Linked DNA regions of Homo sapiens: region 2 is linked to region 1. A link is an interaction called in ENCODE POLR2A ChIA-PET data of the cell type or tissue named here. Cell type or tissue: OCI-LY7. All regions are shown on one strand. Links, peaks and the distances in the headings refer to the core of each region. The heading gives the core; the rest is flanking DNA. Region 1 has its middle 7.7 kb from the start of AK2. Region 2 overlaps NHSL3 (NHS like 3).

Evidence for each region. ChIA-PET counts read pairs that join two places held together with the same protein. Peaks named below come from ENCODE experiments on the same cell type or tissue, not always from the same donor. Only the 100,000 strongest peaks of a DNase experiment are listed, where the experiment ranks them.
Region 2: POLR2A ChIA-PET joins it to region 1 with 5 read pairs; 2 of 35 experiments call an interaction of 5 or more read pairs at or near these places.

The regions. Positions count from the first base shown.
Region 1 is chr1:33,041,932-33,047,302 of GRCh38, forward strand. No RefSeq gene overlaps it. Among named protein-coding and RNA genes, the nearest start is that of AK2, 7.7 kb to the left of the region's middle. In OCI-LY7, for the core only: no CTCF peak of the experiment used is centred there; no DNase peak of the experiment used is centred there.
Region 2 is chr1:32,751,239-32,756,609 of GRCh38, forward strand. All of the region lies in intron 1 of NHSL3 (NHS like 3), which reads left to right. Among named protein-coding and RNA genes, the nearest start is that of NHSL3, 12 kb to the left of the region's middle. RefSeq lists a silencer at 2,544-2,803 and an enhancer at 2,927-3,440. In OCI-LY7, for the core only: no CTCF peak of the experiment used is centred there; a DNase peak (open chromatin) is centred at 2,673; H3K4me3 peaks cover 1,010 bases.

The DNA.
Region 1 (5,371 bases), core at 320-5,319:
CCACAGTCTAGCCCTCCCAGAGAGGACTATGATTGGTCAGGCACAGTGGCTCACGCTTGTAATCCCAGCACTTTGGGAGACTGAGGTGGGCGGATCATTTGAGGTCAGGAGTTCAAGACCAGCCTAGCCAACATGATGAAACCCCATCTCTACTAAAAATACAAAAATTAGCTGGGCGTGGTGGCGGGCACCTGTAATCCCAGCTACTCAGTAGGCTGAGGCACGAGAATCCCTTGAACCAAGGAGGTGGAGGTTACAATGAGCCGAGATTGTGCCACTTGCACTCCAGCCTGGGTGACAGAGCGAGACTCCATCTAAAAAAAAGAAGAGGCCGGACACGGTGGCTCACACCTATAATCCCAGCACTTTGGGAGGCTGAGGTGGGTGGTTCACCTAAGGTCAGGAGTTTGAGACCAGCCTGGCCAAAATGGTGAACCCCTGTCTCTACTAAAAATACAAAAAAATAGCTGGGCGTGGTGGCGGGCACCTGTAATCCCAGCTGCTCGGGAGGCTGAGGCAGGAGAATCGTTTGAACTCGGGAGGCGGAGGTTGCCGTAAACTGAGACTGTGCCATTGCACTCCAGCCTGGGCAACAAGAGTGAAACTCTGTCTCAAAAAAAAAAAAAAAAGAAAAAAAAAGAAAGAGAAAAGAGGGCTATGATGATTTTCTAGCACTGCCTGGGATCAGGAGGAAAAGTTTAACTTGGGGGTCCAGAATTCATAACCCCACTTTTCTCTCAGTAAATGCATATGTCAAGCAGCTTTGTCAGTAAAAAGAGTGATATTCTGATCTCCCTGTGCCTTATTTCTGTGGTTATCCCCTCATTTGGGTCTAAACGTGGGTGAGACCACCCCAAAACCCAACAAACAATTTCTTATGGATGCTATGATTTAAATGACTCAGTTCCAACCAGTTTCTATATCTGTCATTCTGCTCAAGACATTAATTTCTGGCTTGGCTTGGATCTCCTGTTCATCCCTTGGCAATGGTGTAAAGGACCTTAATTGACAGTTCCCTCCAGACTACAGAGAATGGAAGAAGTAGTTTCCCAGAAGCAAATTGTGGCAGTTTCCAAAATAAGAAAGAGATACTGAGCAGGCAGAAACAACAGATGTCCTCTGCAGGGAACTATTGCAAAGGCCCAGGAGAAAGAAAATGCAGGCCTAGACTATGGAGGTAGAATTAATGGGACTTGACACCAGACCAGATGGGGATAAGAATGACTGAGTTGAGGGGCCAAGCGACTGGGGGGGATGATGGTGCCATTAGTATTCATCTCATTCATTCATTAGCTGATTCATTCAACATGCATTTAATGAGCATTTATTATGTGTCTAGTATTGTGCTAGATGCTAAGGATCCAGTGGTAAATAATGAGGCCAGGGTCGGTCTAGGCACAGTGGCTCATGCCTGTAATTTCAACACTTTGGGAGGCCGAGGTGGGAGAATTGCTTGAGGCCAGGTGTTTGAGATCAGCCTGGGCAACATGGCCTGGGCTTGAGCAGTGGGAGGTCCTGCCTGGGACTTTGACCCTTGAGGGACAGAAAGGAAGGGGCAGGGTCTGTTCTTGGCGGGGAGGTGAGAGTCCAGCAGCAGTGGGTGGACAATGACCAGTCATGTCTGTCCAAGTAGTCTTTTCCTGTACCATGTCTTTGGCTGTGTTCTTAGCCTAATTGCTTTTGGTTTCTACTCATGTTTGAAATTTGTGAGAACCCCAGAAAAAATTTAAAAAATTAGCCCGGTGTGGTGGTATGCACCTTTGGTTCTAGCTGATAGAGCAGGAGTATCACCATCTTGGACAAGCACGGCCATTTTAAAATTCACCTTAATCAAAAACCGTCTAAATCCAAAGGGCATCAGCCTAATGGCTTAGGTCAGCATGACCATAAACCACAAATAACATCTCCAACCAGAAACATTCCAAACTCCTCCTCAACCAGAGACATGCTAGCCCCGAAATAACCCCCCTCCAGCTGGGAAGATGCCAGCCCTGAATATAACCCCACACCTGCTGAAAAGATGTCAGCCTCAAGATAACCTCCCCTCTGCCCAGAACATTCCAATCCCGCCATAAACTTCTCCCCAACACATAAACATTCCAAGCTTGTAATAAGCCCCCTCACCCTAAAACCAATATATATCTCTGTAAGAGAAAGCACTCCTTATTTTTTCTCTAAAATAAGCTTGTCTTTAAGGGGTTAAGTCACGTTTCGTGTTTCTTTCTTCTTTCTTAACTCTTACACTAGCTACTTGGGAGGCTGAAGTGTGGGAATCACTTGCTGCCAGGAGGTTGAGGCTGCCATAAACTATAATTAGCCCATTGTACTCCAGCCCAGGTGACAGAGCGAGACCCTGTCTCTAAAAACAAAACAAAAGCAAGGTTTCCACCTTTAGAAAACTCTCCACTTCGGGCTGGGCGCAGTGGCTCACACCTGTAATCCCAGCACTTTGGGAGGCCGAGGCGGTCAGATCACCTGAGGTCAGGAGTTTAAGACCAGCGTGGCCAGCATGGTGAAACCCTGTCTCTACTAAAAATACCAAAATTAGCCAGGTGTGGTGGCATGTGCCTGTAATCCCAGCTACTTAGGAGGCTGAGGCAGGAGAATCACTTGAACCTAGGAGGCAGAGGTTGTAGTGGGCTGAGACTGTGCCACTGCACTCTAGACTGGGTGACAGAGCAAGACCCCATCTCAAAAAAAAAAAAAGAAAAGAAAAGAAAACTCTCCACTTCTACAGAACTTGCAGTCAAGCGGGGGAAAAAAACAAAAAAAACAACAAATAAGACATTGACGGAGTCTGTGCTGGGAAAGGTACAGGCTTCAGTAACAGCACAATAGAGGAGCCCCCAGCTCAGATTTGAGGGGAAATGATGTGTAAGTGAGATGAAACCTTAAGAACAAGGAGGATTTGCTTAGGGAAGAGAGGGAAGAAGGGTATTCTAGACAAAGGGAATGGCATGTGCAAAGGCCTGGAGTTAAGAAAGATTATGACAAGAGGTTGGGCGTGGTGGCTCATGCCTGTAATCTCAACACTTTGGGAGGCCGAGGTGGGCAGATCACCTGAGGTCAGGAGTTCAGGACCAGCCTGGCCAACATGGTGAAACCCCATCCCTACTAAAAATACAAAAATTAGCCAGGTATGGTGGCGAGCATCTGTGATCCCAGCTACTCGGGAGGCTGAGGCATGAGAATCACTTGAACCTGGGAGGCGGAGGTTTCAGTGAGCCAAGATCATGCCACTGCACTCCAGCCTGAGGGATAGAGCAAGACCCTATCTCCAAAAAAAAAAAAGAAATATTATAGAAAGTTGAGGGGAACTGTGATATTTGGCAGAGGAACACCCCTCTTGTGTTGTGGAAATCCTTCACTGCAAGGAACTTGGGGGAAAACAGAGCCACCCTGCAGAAGCTGAAAGGGCAGACTCTTGCCTGCCTTCTTGGCAACAGGGGAGTGAGCACGTGACCAGGCTTGGCCAGTGGGATGTCCTGCCCAGGACTTTGACTCTTGAGGGAGAGAGAGGAAGGGGCAGGGCCTGTTCTTGGTGGGGAGGTAAGAGTCCAGCCTCAGTGGGTGGACCGTGGCCAGTGGTGGCTGTCCAGGTAGGCTTTTCCTGTGCCATGTCTTTGGCTGTGTTCTTAGCCTAATTACTTTTGGTTCCTACTCATGTTTGGAATTGGTGAAAACCTCACAGTATTCAATAAATTCCTTCACTGCTTAGGTTAGCCACCAAGACTTCTGTTTGGTACAGAGTTGAAAGAGGGTCAGTCTGGCTGGAGTTACAACTCAAGAGGGTAAGGAAAGAAAAAAGGGGGAGAGGAGACAGGGTCCTATGGGAAATTCTCTTGGGGGCTTTTGTGGGAGGCTTTGCTTTCCAGGAAAAAGAGATGCACAAGAAGAAAAACTCCCTTCCTGCCTGCCTCAGGGATGATGCAGCGCTTGAAATGTAGCAGCTATCTTGGGACCAGGAGGGGAGAGCTGCGAGACTCAGAGGGAAGCTGACCTAGGGTCTGACATCACTGAGCTGCTGAATTAAGCAACTCAGATGTCACCTTCTTCCACACTTCCTGTGATGAGAGATAAACCCCTAATGTTCAAACCGCATCTATGTCGGCATTCTGATACTCACTGCCCAAAGCACCTTATGTGACATGGCAAGTAACTTAACCCTGCTGGGCCTCAATTTCTCTTTGCAAAATCAGGATGCCGATACCCACTTCACAGGATCACAGTGAGTATCAGATTACATAATGGATGTAAAGTACTTAGCACGGTGCCCTACTCATGGTAAGCACTCAGTAAATGTTAACTATTACTACCTGCGTCAAAGACATAGAGGAGATGAGCTTGTTTTGTGGGAGGGTAGAGAGGAGAGAAGAATGACGACTAAAAGCTGGGAAGCCAACACTTGAGGGGAAAGGAATCAGAGAATGACTAGAGACTAAAGAAGAAAACCTGAAATTTCATTCTACCCACCACATCCTTTTTTTTTTTTTTTTTTAAGACGGAGTCTCACTCTGTTGTCCAGGCTGGGGTGCAGTGGTGTGACCTTGGTTCACTGCAACCTCTGCCTCCGGGGTTCAAGCAATTCTCCTGCCTCAGCCTCCTGAATAGCTGGGATTACAGGTGCCTGCTACCATGCCTGGCTAATTTTTGTATTTTTAGTAGAGGTGGGATTTCACCATGTTGGCCAGGTTGGTCTTGAACTCCTGACCTCAGATGATCCCCCACCTTAGCCTCCCAAAGTGCTGGGATTACAGGCATGAGCCACCGTGCACGGCCACCACATTCTTTTTCTTTTTCTTTCCCCTTTTTTTTTTTTGAGACAGAGTTTCACTCTGTTGCCCAGGCTGGAGTGCAGTGGCTCGATCTCAGCTCACTGCAACCTCTGCCTCCTGGGTTCAAGCGATTCTCCTGCCTTAGTCTCCCAAGTAGCTAGGATTACAGGTGCCCACCAACAGACTCGGCTAATTTTTATATTTTTAGTAGAGACGAGGTTTCACATGTTGGCCAGGCTGGTCTTGAACTCCTGACTCAAGTGATCCACCCACCTCGGCCTCCCAAAGTGCTGGGATTACAAGCATGAGCCAATGCCCTCAGCCCATTCTATCAATTTTTATCTGCCCTGTAAGGCCTTTGTTGATCTTTCCTTCCTTCCCAAGCCTGGCCTTTGTCCCATCTCTTCACTTAACTCTGTTAAATGTGGGGTTCATGATATCAGCTTGACAATCCCAGATTCTTTCATTCAGGAATTCTCTGGACATGCATCAAATATATCTCTTGGAGACACTCTCATTTCCAGGAGTTCCCAGTTGATATGCAAATTAGGCCTTTATAGTTACTTCCAGACACTTGGAAACTGTGAGTAAAGCTT
Region 2 (5,371 bases), core at 242-5,241, 290 kb before region 1:
TCTTGGCAGTGGGCAGTACTCCTCCCACAGGATCCTGGAGCAAGCACTGCCTTTGCAGTGAAAGTATTTATGCGCTATCATCACTACCTCCGTCAGTATGCAAGCGTCACCGTTGCTACTACAGCTAATCTACAAGCCCCACCATCTCCACCTCCACCAGTTTCTATTAAACACATAGGTACACCTACTATGTGCTGAGCCTGGGGTTACTCAAAGGAGTCAGACAATCACTGCTCTTCAGGAAACTGTTCTGGTTGGAAAGGCAGACACTAAAACTATTGTCTGAAGGCAAGTTCTGGGATGGTGAACACGGGGTGCAGGGGAGCCCTGGGGTGTGATCAGTACTATATCAGAAGGCAGCACTAATGTCTGTGGGGCCTTCATTAAGGAAGCACTGAGCTGGGGGAAGAGGGGGTGCAAGGAAGACTTCATGGAGGAGCAGCATGTAGAGCAGGGCATTGAGAATGAAAAGGCACCTTTCAGGCCAAGGTGGAAGAGGGGATGGCAGGTGTGAACGCCTGGAGTTGTGTGCTGGAGGGTGGCAAGCAGTTTTGTGTGGTTGTAGCTCTGAGAAGAAGATTCTCATCTCAGAGATGAGGTCGGAGATGAGGCTGAACTGGTGGGCAGGGGCAGCTCCTCCAACGCTTCTTGTGAAGGCCAAGGAACCTGCCACACTTCAGAAATCCTTTGAGCCTCTTCACATACCTGTCCTCACTTAATTCATGCCAAGAAATTTAGACTTTATCCTTGGGTATTCCCTCTACTCCCCCATACTAACTGTTCTTTTTATGGGCCCCAGTTTCCCTATCTATATAAATTCAGGGAATTGGCTAGCTGATCTCCGAGGTCTTTTTCAGCTTTGACACTAGGACCATTTTCTCTGTGCAAAGTGTACACGCAGCTTGGTACACAGTGTATGCTCAATGAATATTTTCTATGGGTGAATAACTTGCCAGCCTTTCAAGGACTGCACTGTTGTCAACCTGAGACTCTAGCAAGAGAAGGGCCTCAGAGAGAGTTGGGTTTAGCTTTGACTCTCACATTTTGCAGGGAGGGAAGAGGGTTTGCTGGAGCCATCGGGCATAAGAGGTAGCACGGTATAGTGGAGGGGCTTGTTCTGGTGGCAGGAAGGATAAGCCATGTGGGGTCTAGAACTGAGGGCTCTAGACTTCCAGCCCAGTGCTCTCTCTGCTCTACCATGTTGCCTCTAGTTGGAGAGACAGGGCAGAAGTGATGGTAAAGAAGAGTTATTGCCCAGGCAATGGGGCCCTGGGCAGGTCCCTCAGCACAAGGACACCTGTGATGAGGAGACAGAGGTGGGAGCGCCAGGCAGCCTAGAAGGCTTTTCTTCTCTCTGTTTTTAATTTTTCACTCTGTCACCCAGGCTGGAGTGCAGTAGCGTGATCTTGGCTCACTGCAACCTCTGCCTCCCAGGTTCAAGCGATCCTCCCACCTCAGCCTCCCAAGTAGCTGGGATTACAAGCATGAGCCACCACGCCTGGCTAATGTTTTGTGTTTTTAGCAGAGATGAGGTTTTACCATGTTGGCCAGGCTAGTCTCGAACTCCTGACCTGAAGTGATCTGCCCGCCTTGGCCTCCCAAAATGCTGGGATTACAGGTGTGAGCCACAATGCCTGGCGTTTTTAAAGAAAAAAAAAACATGCACACACACACACACACACACACACACACACACACACACACACACACACATATATATATATATATATTTTGGTTTTTTTTTTTTTGAGACGGAGTCTTGCTCTGTCACCCAGGCTGGAGTGCAGTGGTGTGATCTTGGCTCACTACAACCTCCACCTCCTGGGTTCAAGCGATTCTCCTGCCTCAGCCTTCTGAGTAGGTGGGATTACAGGCATGTGCCACCAAGCCTGGCTAATTTTTGTATTTTTAGTAGAGACAGGGTTTCACCATGTTGGCCAGGCTGGTTAAAAAAATATTTAACAGGCCGGGTGGTGTGGCTCACGCCTGTAATCCCAGCACTTTAGGAGGCCAAAGCAGGCATATCACCTGAGGTCAGGAGTTTGAGACCAGCCTGAACAACATGGTGAAACCCCGTCTCTACTAAAATTACAAAAATTAGCCGGGCATGGTGGTGCGCACCTGTAGTCCCAGCTACTCGGGAGGCTGAGGCAGGAGAATCGTTTGAACCGGGCAGGTGGAGGTTGCAGTGAGCCGAGAGCGTGCCCCTGCCCTCCAGCCTGGGTGACAGCGAGACTTGGTCTCAAAAAAATAAAAAAAATAATAAAAAAAGGACCTACCTTACACAATTGTGGATAAAATGAAGTAATGCATGAAAGCGGTTAGCACAGAGCCTGGCACATAGTAAACACTAAGTAAAAGGGTGCTACTATTTTGAACACTGTAACTACAGAAATACAGTCAGTTCGATACATTTGTACACACAGGCACGTGACAGTCACGGGGAGGTGGCTGGTGGGCTCTAGCGGCAGCAGGGCTGCGGATCCGCGTTCTCCCAGCTCCATTGCACTCCTCAGAGCGGTAGCCTCTGGGCTGAGAGAGTGGGCAACCCGCCTGCCCCACCTGGACTGGCCAGGCCTTCCCCTGTGCGCCCTAGGCTGGGCGGCTCAGCCGGTCTCCCAGGTCCCGGGAGGGGCGGAGCCGACGGGATGCGCGCCAGGCCCCGCCCCTCCTCCGGGCCCGCCCCCGGCCTGGCCATTGGCCGCAGAGCTCGGGGGCGTGGTCGAGCTGGGGCTGGGGGCGCCCGCGGTGCCCGCCCGCGAGTCTCGCTGCCTCCCTCCCGGGGCTGCGGGCCCGGCGGCCGGGCTGGCTGGGCCGCGCTTGGGTTCCCGCGCCGGCTCCCGCACCCGCAATGGGGAACTCACACCACAAGAGGAAGGCCCCCAGCGGTCCCCGGGTCCGCAGCTTCTGGCGGTTCGGGCGGTCGGCGAAGCGGCCGGCAGGTAGGGGCCGGGGTGGGGGCGGGGCAGGCAGGGAGGAGGGTCCCTACTGCGGTCGTCGCCACCGCTGCTGCCCCCTCCCGGGGCTTGGAGGGTGTGAGTGTGGGGGGGTCGGGAATCCCCGCGCAGACCCCACCCCTCACAGGCACACGGAGACACACGTACACGGTAATACCTACGGGCGGGCACACGTACATGTTCGCAGTTTACACAGTCACACGCACAACACCCACTCAAATGTACGGACACGCAGACACAGGATCACATACACCATCACACCCACACTCTCGTACCATCGCAGTAGGACGCACACAGCCTGAGACATAGGTACATGTATACCTATGCATGCGGTTTACACAGCCACACGAACTACACCCACGCGCAGATCCAGACACACAGGCACACAGTCGTTCACACACATCGGTCATGTGGGTACAGTTGCCCAGCGTCTTAGGCACACAGATGTACACACAGGTTCATAACTGCACAACCAACCGGACTCGCATTCAGGCTCACAGCAGACCCTAAGGCACTCGGACACACACGCTTATTTCCCAGATCTTAGCCCCCAACAGGCTGAAGGCTGAAAGTTTGTAGGAGGGAGGGGAGACAAAGGTGGAAGGGAGAAGCTGGAAACCCGGGGCTGGAGTCTGGGGACCGCCTCCATCTGGCGCGATCGGGAGTCGGACTGGTTTTCTTGGCTCCCTCCCTACCCCCACCCGCGCCACCGCGACTTCTCCCCGCCTCCCCCCCTCCCCCGTCCCCACGGTCCCCGAGGTCGCCGCCGCATCTCCCCCTTTCAATGCAGCCACCGAGCTGGAACGCAGCCCTTGCCGGCTGCTGCGGGATCCCTCCGCGGGTCACATTCCAGGCTCCAATGGGGAGGGGAGGGAAAGGGGAAGGCCTCCAATCCCAAGAGATGGGATTCCTGTTTCCCCCAACAAGTGCGGCAGTTCAGGGTATCCCCGAGGGGCGCTGAAGGAGGGGCTATCGAGAGTGCCTAGTTACTGGTGAATCCAGAGATGGGGGAAGGGCAGGGTGATGGTACCATTCCCTCCTCCCCAAGATAGAGGGTCTTCAACATAGGCAGGCACTTTAGCGATACCTGTTGGTCTGGGGGAGTGAGGAAATCCCAGAGGAGGTGGAGTGAAGGGGGCCCTGCTGTGGTGGGAGAATCTACGGGTGTATTCCCAGGATGGCCCACATTCCTAGAGATTCCGAACCGGAGCTTGATGATCTCATCGCTCCATGGAGGGGGTGGTGGAAAGAGCCTGGGCTGGGAAGTGGGGGACCTCTCCTCTCAATGAGGCTGTGGAATAGGCCCTGGTGACCTTGAGCAGATTCCTTTCACTTGTCTGGACCACTCTGGCTCCTACAGGGGTTCTGTCTGTGAAATCAGGGGCCCTAGGTGACTTCTTGGGACACTTACTGTTCTGGCTAGCCATTTCATGGATGACGAGACTGAGGTCCAGGAAAGAGGGACTTGTCCAAGGTCATTTGCCTGTGGTGGTTTGAGGTAGTAATATAATCAAAATGACAATAAGAAAAGGGTTAACTAAGTTCAGTTAGGCTCTTTGAGGATTTCTCAGAAGGTAGGTGTTGATGAGAATCTCCAGGACCTTCCAGCACTCTCCCTGCCCCAGCAGTCCTGAAAGCCCTGTCTGTGCCTACCTGTCTCTCCTAGAATCTGCACTAAGGGGGCAGGGCTGGGGCTCTTCATCTGTCCTCTGATGGTCGCTCGGATCTGATGGTTTCCTAGGAACTAACTGTGGGCCCAGACTTGTGACCATTTGTGATGGAGGAGAGAGAAGATAAGAAGGCTGTGTTTATAGTCTCTTGCCTACTGGCCCTTGAGGAAGTGGCCTGGGGCTTCCAGCAACACTTGTGAGCTTCCAGTTCCTGCTGCAACTTATGGGTCAACTCAAGCTTTAAGGCGTTCTGAAAAAAATTAGAAAGCAATGTCAAGACAACACAGAAATTAAGTGTGAGGGGCTAGGAAATATTCTAGGCAATATATCAAAAGCCTTCTGGGTTGGGGTCAGCTTTAGAAAACTGAGGAGATGGTCCTAATTTGTCTTTGAAGTAATCACAGGATTGAAATTAGTCCTAAATTGTTGGTTAAATGAGAGAACCAGGGATTTGTTTCAGCTGTGGGGTATGGCCGTGAGTAAAGGCATGGAGTTGAGGTCAGGCGAGGTGGTTTATGCCTGTAATCCCAGCATTTTGGGAGGCCGAGATGGGAGGATAACTTGAGCCCAGGAGTTTGAGAGTAGCTTGGGGCAACATGACGAGACCCCCCCCCCCCGCCCATTTCTACAAGAAATAAAACAGTATCTGGGCGTGGTGGCACATGTGCCTTTGGTCCCAGTAGCTTGAGAGGCTGAGGTGAGGGGATTACGTGAGCCTGGGAGGTCAAGGCTGCAGTGAGCCGA